Regions from separate parts of the Homo sapiens genome. Here region 2 is linked to region 1. A link is an interaction called in ENCODE POLR2A ChIA-PET data of the cell type or tissue named here. Cell type or tissue: OCI-LY7. All regions are shown on one strand. Links, peaks and the distances in the headings refer to the core of each region. The heading gives the core; the rest is flanking DNA.

Evidence for each region. ChIA-PET counts read pairs that join two places held together with the same protein. Peaks named below come from ENCODE experiments on the same cell type or tissue, not always from the same donor. Only the 100,000 strongest peaks of a DNase experiment are listed, where the experiment ranks them.
Region 2: POLR2A ChIA-PET joins it to region 1 with 5 read pairs; 1 of 35 experiments calls an interaction of 5 or more read pairs at or near these places.

What each region holds. Positions count from the first base shown.
Region 1 is chr16:67,486,369-67,491,744 of GRCh38, forward strand. The region is part of intron 2 of ATP6V0D1-DT (ATP6V0D1 divergent transcript); the gene reads left to right. Among named protein-coding and RNA genes, the nearest start is that of AGRP, 5.5 kb to the left of the region's middle. RefSeq lists an enhancer at 2,352-2,431. In OCI-LY7, for the core only: no CTCF peak of the experiment used is centred there; DNase peaks (open chromatin) are centred at 2,446, 2,683 and 3,194; H3K4me3 peaks cover 1,218 bases; H3K27ac peaks cover 2,740 bases.
Region 2 is chr16:68,270,847-68,276,222 of GRCh38, forward strand. SLC7A6 (solute carrier family 7 member 6) reads left to right here. Exons shown (of 11, transcript NM_003983.6): 3 at 3,845-4,403. The coding sequence starts at 3,881. Among named protein-coding and RNA genes, the nearest start is that of SLC7A6, 9.0 kb to the left of the region's middle. RefSeq lists an enhancer at 4,984-5,143. In OCI-LY7, for the core only: a CTCF peak has its summit at 4,125; DNase peaks (open chromatin) are centred at 2,105 and 4,835; H3K4me3 peaks cover 1,659 bases; H3K27ac peaks cover 4,502 bases.

The DNA of each region.
Region 1 (5,376 bases), core at 173-5,172:
ACGCACCTATGATCCTAGATACTTGGGAGGCTGAGGCAGGAGATTTACTTGAACTGGGACCCAGGAGGCGGAGGTTGCAGTTAGCTGAGATCGTGCCACTGCACTCCAGCCTGGTAACACTCCAGCCTGGTAACAGAGTGAGACTCCATCTCAAAAAAAAAAAAGTTTCACTATGTGGGTAATTTTACGGTAAGGAACCAGCCTGATATTCCCAGGACAATGCTTGTTGGCAAAAGGACCTTCAGAAATATGTGGCATGTTCTGGGAGGAGGATTTGGGAAACCCTGGGGGAGGCAGAGCCTCCTAAGTGAGGGTGTGGGCCCGGAACACAGGGACTCTGTGCAGGGAGGAGAAAGGGGAGAGTGTGCATGCTCGTTCCAGAGACCACATGAGGACAGAGAGGGGTGCTCAAACCCTCTCCCTTCTCTTCTTTTTCCTCCTGCAGTGTACTCCCCTTCAAGGGCCCTGTTCCCACCTTGTCCAGGGGAGAGGGTGGGGGGTGCAGGGAAAAACTGCAAGCACCCGTGGCTCTGTCAATCAGGGTTGATTTTGAAACCCCTACCCAGCCCATTGCCCCTGCCCCAGAGAGCACAGCCATGTGTTTCCTGTGAATCATCTGTAGGATTTCCTAAGGCAGAGGTTGCCTGGAGAGGCACGGTCTCCTCAGTCATTCAGGGAGAGGAGAAGATGGATGGGGGTTCTCTCGGGCTGGTGTATTGAGCCCTGAGCTAGAGAGGATCTGTGATTGTTAATTTTGTGTGTCAACTTGACTGGGCCAGGAATGCCCAGATATCTGGTTAAATATTATTTCTAGGTGTGCCTGTGAGGGTGTTTCCAGAATCATCCAATCCTTTGAGGGTTGGAATAAAACAAAAAGATAGAGAAAGTTGGTGCCGTGGCTCATGCCTGTAATCCCACCACTTTGGGAAGCCGAGGTGGGAGACTGTCTTGAGCCCAGGAGTTTGAGACCAGCCTGGGTAACATACAGAGACCCAATCTCTACAAAAAAATTTAAAAATAGCCAGACACAGTGGTGCACATCAGTGGTCCCAGTGACTCCAGAGGCTGAGGTGGGGAGGATCGCTTGATCCCAGGAGGTTAAAGCTGTAGTGAGCCATGATCACACTACTGCATTCCAGCTTATGCACATGAGACCTTGTCTTAAAAAAATAAAAAATTTTAAAAAAGAAAGAAAACTGGAAACAATCCAAATATCCATCAACAGCAAAATGGATAATAACATTATAGTGATATAATTGGGCCAGGCACAGTGGCTCACACCTGTAATCCTGGCACTTTGGAAGGCCGAGACGAGTGGATCACTTGAGCTCAGGAGTTCCAGACCAGCCTGAGCAACATGACAAAACCCTGTCTCTTCAAAAATTACAAAAATTAGCTAGACATGGTGGCGCAAGCCTGTAGTCCCAGCTTCTCGAGAGGCTGAGGTGGGAGGATCACTTGAATCCAGGAGGCAGAGGTTGCAGTGAACCAAGATTGCACCACTGCACTCCAGCATGGGTGACAGAGTGAGACCCTATCTCAAACAAACAAACAAAAGTATGTTTATATAATTGACAACTATACAGCAATGACAAGAGAATAAACTACTGCTACACACTGCAACATGAATGAATTGCACAGACATAAGGTTGAATGAAAGAAGCATGCTGCAGAAGAGTGAGGATGGAATGAATCCAGCCCTATGACATTCAGACCCAAGCAAAATTATAATAAATGGTGATAAAACACAACAGCGGTTAACTCTGGGAGGGTGGGAAATTATTGACTGAGGGGGGAAATGAGGAAAACATGTGAGGTGTTGGAAAGGTTTTGTATCTTGATCTCAGTGGTGGTCACGCAGGTATATAAGTATGTAAAATTTCATCAAGCTGCACATTTAAGACTTGTGTATTTTGCCAAGTGCAGTGGCTCACACCTGTAATCCCAGCACTTTGGGAGGCCAAAGTGGGCAGATCACCTGAGATCAGGAGTTCGAGACCAGCCTGGCCAATATGGCAAAACCTCGTCTCCACTAAAAATAAAAAATTAGCCAGATGTGGTGGTGTGTGCCTGTAGTCCCAGCTACTCAGGAGGTTCAGGCAGGAGAATCACTTGAACCCAGGAGGCGGAGGTTGCAGTCAGCCAAGATTGTGCCACTGCACTCCAGCCTGGGTGACAGAGTAAGACTCCATCTCAAAATATATATATATATTGTATTTTTTATTGGATATTATGTCTCAATGAAAACATTTTTTCTTTTCCTTTATTAGTGGCTCAAAAAATAATGGAGTGTCTGGCTGGACGCTGTGGCTCCCGCCTGTAATCCCAGCACTTTGGGAGGCCGAGGCGGGTGGATCACAAGGTCAGGTCAGGAGTTCGAGACCAGCCTGACCAACATGGTGAAACTCCATCTCTACTAAAAATACAAAAATTAGCCAGGCACGGTGGCACGTGCCTGTAATTCCAGCTACTCAGGAGGCTGAGGCAGGAGAATTGCTTGAACCCTGGAGGCGGAGGGTTGCGGTGAGCCGAGATTGCATCACTGCACTCCAGCCTGGGTGACAGAGCGAGACTCCGTCTCAAAAAAAAAAAAGAAAAAGAAAGAAAGAAACTTCCCTCATCTCTGTAGCTATTTGTGTAACTTCCCCTATCTGTGTAACTACTGTTAACTGTGCAGCTGTGGGCATGTCTTTAGGAAAGCATATGTAGCTTCTCTTGTCTCTGTAGTTGCAGGTATGTTTTAGGTAAGTCTCCCCATCCCCCTCCCTGTGCAAGTTCCCACAGAGCTCACCATTTGCATGCCTGAAAAGGGGAGGAAACATTTTCCTGGGAGCCTGCTGATTATGCAAAGAACAAAGGCCTCTATCCTGGGCCTTGCTCCCTTATCTGTGCAGCTGCAGCTTGATTTTTCCCCAGGCTGCTCTATCTGTGCCTGTAGCTTTGATTTTTCAAAAGAATTTTACCAAGGACTAGCCATAGCTGTCTGCCCAACTGCTTTATTCCTTTTCTCCTCCCTCAGCATCCTATAGGAGAAAGTCACCTTTGTCTCCAAATTCCCTGGTCCTGGTTTTGAAAATCCTGCTGGCACCTACTGCTGAAGGCTGTGGCTGGAGAATTCAGTGAGCTACTCTGATCTGGACAGGGTCTGATGGTCCTCACTTGACCTAAGCTGAGCTCTCCCAGGCTGTGAGCATCCCCAAGGTCAGCCTGTGACTCTCACAGAAGTTCTGACCTCCAGAGCCTTCCCCCTGCTGTGGCCTTTGGGGTAGAGTAGGTTACATGGGCCAGCACCATCTGCCAAAGTCAGGGCCAGAAACCTATCCATGGGAGCCAGATTTGGCTTTTGGCTTGGGCTAGTATTGACTTTGGGCACATTCTCATCCCAGAAAGAATAATTTGGGGTATGGGATTTCATGTTTTCTTTAGTACAGCCTTGAAAGCCACGTGTACAGGGTGTTTTCTTGCTAAGATAGCAGTCGGGCTATATTTGAGCAGTCCAGAGAAGTTTAAACTACAGAGGCATCTGGATATTGTCACAGTCTTGTCTGAGGTCAATAGCTTGCAAGCGGTAGAGCTGAGAGTCATACTGGGGAGTCTGACCCTGTAATGACCCCCTGGTCACTATGCTCAGAAATAATGACACCTGGAGTTGTATTTTTCAGCACAGATTGACTTTGAATAATAAATACGTAAGAATATTTCTTCAATTACACACACACACACACACACACACACACACACACACACACACACACATACATACACAATTATGCCATTTCTCATCTTCCCTGAAGCACATGGCCCTTTGGCCTCTCTTTTATTTTCATACTTTTTTTTTTTTTTGAGATGAAGTCTGGCTCTGTCGCCCAGGTGGAGTGCAGTGGCACAGTCTCAGCTCACTGCAACCCCTCCTGGGTTCAAGCAGTTCTCCTGCCTCAGCCTCCCAGGTAGCTGGGATTACAGGCGTGTGTCACCACACCCAGCTAATTTTTGTATTTTTAGTGTAGACGGGGTTTCACCACGTTGGCCAGGCTGGTCTTGAACTTCAGGTGACTTCAGGTGATCCACCTGCCTCGGCCTCTCAAAGTGGTAGGATTACAGCCATGAGCTACCATGCCCGGCCTGTCATACTTTTTTTCGGAAACAAAAGATTAGTTCTGTATTTCAACATTAACAATGACCACACTCTGACTCAATATTGGGGAAGTTTTGAAACCAACCCAATAGTCCCATAGACAGCTTTTTTGGATAAACATAGAAATCAACCCTTCTGATCCTAAAGCTTGAAACTTACATTTGTTTTATCTGAGTTCCCCTCTCAGGAAAGGATCCCCAGTCCTCTCAAAAAGTATCAAAGAACTGAAACCCACCAGATCATCCCATCCAGACAATGAGACTCAAGGGCCCTCATTCATCATGATTTGCTTCCTTACCCCTTGCATTTGTTTTCCCACACACAATTACATTTCTTCCCTGCTATATAAACTCCTAATTTTAGTCCATCAGGGAGATGGATTTGAGACCGATCTCCCGTCTTCTCACCTGCATCACCCGATTAAAGCCTTCTTCCTTGGCAATAATTGTCTCAGTGATTGGCTTTCTGTGTGGTGAGCAGCATGACCTAGACCAAACCTGTGGTATTTTAATAACAGTTTGAAGAGTGTGAGTTTGGCCTGAAGGGAGAAGCCATTGATGGCAGGCAGAGATGTAGGCCCAGGTTTGCCAGAGCTTCAGACTTTTTTTTTTTTTTAAGATGGAATCTCGCTCTGTTGCCCAGGCTGGAGCACAATGGCGTGATCTTGGCTCACTGCAACCTCCACCTCCTGGGTTCAGGCAATTCTCCTGCCTCAGTCTCCCGAGTAGCTGGGATTACAGGCATGTGCCACCACACCCAGCTAAGAGCTTCAGGTTTTTAAAGAAAAGAGAGAAAACAGAAGTTTTTTTTTTTTTTTTTGAGACGGAGTCTCACTCTGTCGCCCAGGCTGGAGTGCAGTGGTGCGATCTCGGCTCACTGCAAGCTCTGTCTCCCAGGTTCACGCCATTCTCCTGCCTCAGCCTCCCGAGTAGCTGTTCTACAGGCGCCCACCACCACACCCGGCTAATTTTTTGAATTTTTAGTAGAGACAGGGTTTCACCGTGTTAGCCAGGATGGTCTCAATCTCCTGACCTCATGATCTGCCTGCCTTGACCTCCCAAAGTGCTGGGGTTACAGGCGTGAGCCAAGAAAACAGAACTTTTAAATGATGTTTACATGTCTAGCTTCAAAAAATGCCATGCAGGTTGTCGGTTTCCCACTTCCAGGGTAACTGGATGGAATTTCTGCCTTCATGGTGGTTCAAGCCTGAAGTGCCTTGAGACCAGAAGTAAAGAGTTCCT
Region 2 (5,376 bases), core at 109-5,108, 780 kb after region 1:
CCATTTTATATTGGATTTTTTTTTTTTTTTTTGAAACAGTCTTGCTCTGTTGCCCAGGCTGGAATGCAGTGGCATGATAATGGCTTACCGCAGCCCTGACCTCCTTGGCTCAAGAAATACTCCCACCTTGGCCTCCCAAGTAGCTGGCATGTGCCACCGTGCCTGGCTAATTTTTGTATTTTTTGTAGAGATGGGGTCTTGCTGTGTTGTCCAGGCTGGTCTCGGACTCCTGGGCTCAAGCAATCCTCTTGCCTCAGCCTCCCAAAGTGGTGGATTACAGGTGTGGACCACTGTGCCTGGCCTAGTTTTTTCTTATTTCATTTTTTTATAGAGACGGAACCTCCCTATGTTGCCCAGGCTACTCCTGAACTCCTGGCTTCAGGCAATCCTCTGGCCTTGGTCTCCCAAAATACTAGGATTATAGGCGTGAGTCATCATGTCTGCTCCCATTTTATTTGTGCTTTTTGTTGTTTGTTTTTTGAGACAGGGTCTCTGTCACCCAGGCGGGAGTGCAATGGTGTGATCATGGCTCACTGCAGCCTCAACCTTCTTGGGCTCAGGTGATCCTCCCACTTCAGCCTCCTGAGTAACTAAGACTACAGGTGTGTGCCATGCCACCATGCCCAGCTAACTTTTGTAGTTTTTTGGTGTAGACAGGGTTTTGCCATTGCCCAGGCTGGTCTCCTGGGCTCAAGTGATCCACCTGCTTTGGCCTCCCAAAGTGCTGGGATCACAGGTGTGCACCACTGTGCCCTGCCAAGGTGAAGTTTAGATATGGAGAGAAGGTAAGGGATGGCCCTGGGGTTGTATGTGTAGCCAAGCCAGCCTGGGACTTAGTCATGTGCTCTTGGGAGCTGCTAGGGTTACATCACAATTTTGCTCTTGGGTGTTTAGCAAAGAGGTAGGAACTTTAACTACTTTTGCCAAGGACAGGCTCTTGATAACAATTGCATTTTTCTTTTCTTTTTTTTTTTGAGACAGAGTCTTGCTCTGTCACCAGACTGGAGTGCAGTGGCGCTATCTTGGCTCACTGCAACCTCCGCCTCCCAGGTTCAGGTGATTCTCCTGCCTCAGCCTCCTGAGTAGCTGGGACTACAAGTGCATGCCACCACGCCCAGCTAAATTTTTTTGTATTTTTATTAGAGACCGGGTTTCACCATGTTGGCCAGGATGGTCTCAATCTCTTGGCCTTATGATCTGCCTGCCTCAGCCTCCCAAAGTGCTGGGATTACAGGCGTGAGCCACTGCGCCCAGCATGCATTTTGTTACTGAATGAAGATAAAGAAGCCTGGCATGGTGGCTCACACCTGTAATTTCAGCACTTCAGGAGGCCAAGGTAGGAGGATCAGTTGAGGCCAGGAGTTCAAGACCAGCCTGGGCAATGTAGTGAAACACTGTCTCTACAGACAAATTAAAAAAAAAATACATAAATAAATAGCTGGGCATGGTGGCAAGCACCTTTAGTCCTAGCTACTCATGAGGCCGAGATAGAGGACTGCTTGAGCCTAGGAGTTGGAGGCTGCAGTGAGCTATGATTGCATGATTGCACTCCAGCCTGGGTGACAAAGTGAGACCTTGTCTCTTGAATAAAAAAGAGAGAGAGAGACTGAAAGAGAAAAAAGTCTTATCTGCCTTCAGTTTTGTGTGATTCTGCTACTCTCCTTGGCTGAAGGAGTCCTTAACCTTCCAGCAGGAACTTTGTCTTTCATTCAGGTGCTGCGACTGAAATTCTAGGCATGAGGTCTTGTGGGGCTGTGACTGTGCCCCACCTCTCTAAATAAGGCCACTGGGTAGTTTCGCCAGTGTATTTGACAAACCTGATAAAGCCATATCAGCGACACCAGTGCCAGGTTTTATGAATACAAAGGGAATACCTAGTAAGCTCAATCCCTCCTCCCAGCTAGAGTCTGATGGAATAGGGCGAGCTGTATTGGTCACTGGGGTCAGATTTCTCTGCTTGTCTCCATGTTGACTTGGGTAGAAAAGGCATCCTAGGTCTCTTTGCACCTGACTCTTATGTGAGACTATAGGCTCCCCAGCTGTGTACTGGTTTTGTTCTAATGGATGCCTGGGCTCACCTGACAGGCACATGAAAACAAATATGTTTCCAGGTGCCTGCACAGGAAACCTGCATGGCTTGGTGCCAGAGTGAGAGCAAAAGTGGTGCTGCCTTAAAGCTCAGCCTCACTGAAGCAGAGGTAGGCTGCCTTCACTCCTGGGACTGGGGGAAGGCTTCACTAGGGCCTAGGAGGAGCTTTTTTACTTGGTCTCAGGTCCAGACTTGAAGGGGTTTGGGACAGGGAAGGCAGGAGTTTTGGGTGGGGACTGTGGAGATCAGCATTTCCCCTAAGAACTACTCACTCTTGACTCTCTGTGGTTTCCTTGCTCTGAGCTCCATGAGGCCAGATTCGGGCACATCACATACACATTTGTTGAACAGATAAGAGACTTCTGGAAAGATGATGTGCTTGCCGATCCTGTTCCTATTGCTGATTCTTGGAGGTTATCTCTGTGACCTTAAAGGACTAACTGTTACGTGGGTGGGAATCAAATGGCCCACCAGATTTCTTCTGAAGATGAGATGGGATCAAAGGATCAGAAGTGTGACTGGCACAGGAGTTGAGGGAGGGAGAAGATCACGCTGGGTGCAGGGTCAGGAAGGTGCTTATTTTCCTTTGATAGATTCTGGGTCCTTCATAGGTAGGTTAATGTGGAATCCAACATGAGGGGCATGCTGGGGAAGAAAGCAAATACACCAGTGGCAAATTAGCCCTGGGTTGGGATGCCCCTGGATGTCCTTTCTCTACCCTGTCTTATTACGTAACCCTTCTCTTTCGGGTACTTTGGAAAAAGAAAGATGTGGAATGGGCAAGCAGCAACATGGGAGAGTGAGGTAGGTGTTGCAGACACAGTGATACCCAGGCATGTATTTTTTTTTTTTTTTTGAGACCAAGTCTTGCTCTGTTGCCAGGCAGTGGCGTGATCTTGGCTCACTGCAACCTCCGACTCCCTGGTTCAAGCGATTCTCCTGCCTCAGCCTCCTGAGTGGGGATTACAGGTATGTGTCACCACGCCCAGCTAATTTTTGTAAGTTTAGTAGAGACGGGGTTTCACCATTTTGGCTAGGATGGTCTCGATCTCCTGACCTTGTGGTCCGCCCGCCTCGGCCTCTCAACATGCTGGGATTACAGGTGGGAGCCACTGCGCCCAGCCAGGTGTGTATTTTAATGAGGGACTTCCCCTTGGTTTAGTCACTACAATGACTAAACCTGTCTTAGCATCTTCCTCGCCCTTCCCATCACCTCCTCATGTTCTGTACTGGCCTGAGAGTAGCTGCAGATGTCTCCATGTCTTGCTGGACATTGCAGAAGTCCCAGTTTACATTGGGTAGAGGTGACTGGGCAGGATTACCTGGGTATGGACAGTGAGAAGCCTTTTAGGCTGGTGATGACTGTGTACCAGGTGCAGGGACTCTGGTCTTCTCTGCAGGGCAGGTTTGTGGGTTTTAAGCTGGTGAGAACAGAGCAGAAATCTATAACTCAAGGAGAATCCAATCGTTGGACAAATTTAATGCCAGCCTATTCTGGGCTGCAGGACAGGTATTTGTCATCAGAAGTCATTATCACATCATGCGTGAGCTCTCATGGTGTCTTTCTTGGGAGCAGTGAAGGTCTACCCACTTCTATTTCCCTGTGTTCTATGGTGGGAACTGAGACAGGCCTATTGTAGTTAGGGCTGTGTGCATGGCATGCTGTCCCTAAATAGGAAGTGGGCAGGGAAATCTGGTCTAAATAGAGCCTCACCAGCTCCTGCCCTAGACTGACATACTTGTATTCTTTGCCAGGCCACAGCAAACACAGGTGTGCAGGAACCGTTTGTCATGGAAGCCAGGGAGCCTGGGAGGCCCACACCCACCTACCATCTTGTCCCTAACACCAGCCAGTCCCAGGTGGAAGAAGATGTCAGCTCGCCACCTCAAAGGTCCTCCGAAACTATGCAGCTGAAGAAGGAGATCTCCCTGCTGAATGGGGTCAGCCTGGTGGTGGGCAACATGATCGGCTCAGGGATCTTTGTCTCACCCAAGGGTGTGCTGGTACACACTGCCTCCTATGGGATGTCACTGATTGTGTGGGCCATTGGTGGGCTCTTCTCTGTTGTGGGTGCCCTTTGTTATGCAGAGCTGGGGACCACCATCACCAAGTCGGGAGCCAGCTACGCTTATATTCTAGAGGCCTTTGGGGGCTTCATTGCCTTCATCCGCCTGTGGGTCTCACTGCTAGTTGTTGAGCCCACCGGTCAGGCCATCATCGCCATCACCTTTGCCAACTACATCATCCAGCCGTCCTTCCCCAGCTGTGATCCCCCATACCTGGCCTGCCGTCTCCTGGCTGCTGCTTGCATATGTAAGTGGGGGCTGAGATTGGGAGGATGTTGGGGGGTGGGGGGTACTATAATAACGGTACTTTAGGCCGGGCGCGGTGGCTCATGCCTATAATCCCAGCACTTTGGGAGGCTGAGGCGGGCGGATCACCTGAGGTTGGGAGTTCGAGACCAGCCTGACCAACATGGAGAAACCCCGTCTCTACTGAAAAAACAAATATAGCTGGGCGTGGTGGTGCATGCCTGTAATCCCAGCTACTCGGGAGGCTGAGGCAGGAGAATTGCTTGAACCCAGGAGGCGGAGGTTGTGGGGAGCGGAGATCATGCCATTGTACTCCAGCCTGGGCAACAAGAGCAAAACTCTGTCTCCAAAAAAAAAAAAAAAAAAAAAGATACTTTATATTTGAATAGCATATTTTGCATTTTGGAGGGGAGGGAGGCTTCTTACCTTTTGAGGAAGTAATTTTACCAGTCATTTGGTCCTGAGAGATAAGTAAGCATAAAGGATGGGGATGGGAGAAGTTTGAATCTGTTCGTGGCTTTTGGTGCCTCATATTCCTCCTCTCTTGGCTGCCCTTGTTCTGTTTTGTGGTCTGTGTGACAGGTTGGGGCATGTCTTTTATTTGTCTTGACAGCTGTTTCGATTGAAGTCAACATTGCTAGTTGTAAGCCCAGAAAAAAACCCCACCAGTGTTGAGGCCTTTATTCTGTTGCTAAAGGAAAAAAAAAAGAGTTATTTTATTTCCCAGATTTTTATCTTAAACCAGTTAAAGTCATCAGTGAGAAAGTAGGCTTCACTAGACTGTGGGAGTCCTACGGTGTTAAACTTCAGGCCCACAGGACCCTTTCCTGTCTGCCATTGCTGCTCTTTGCGGCTTGCTCTGAGCAGCAGGTACAACAAAACACCTTTTCTTCCTAGTGTATCAGACTTCTTTACACTGACTTTGTAAACAAGCTCTGCCTGCGGCCACATTTGAGTTTCTGCAGATAGAACCT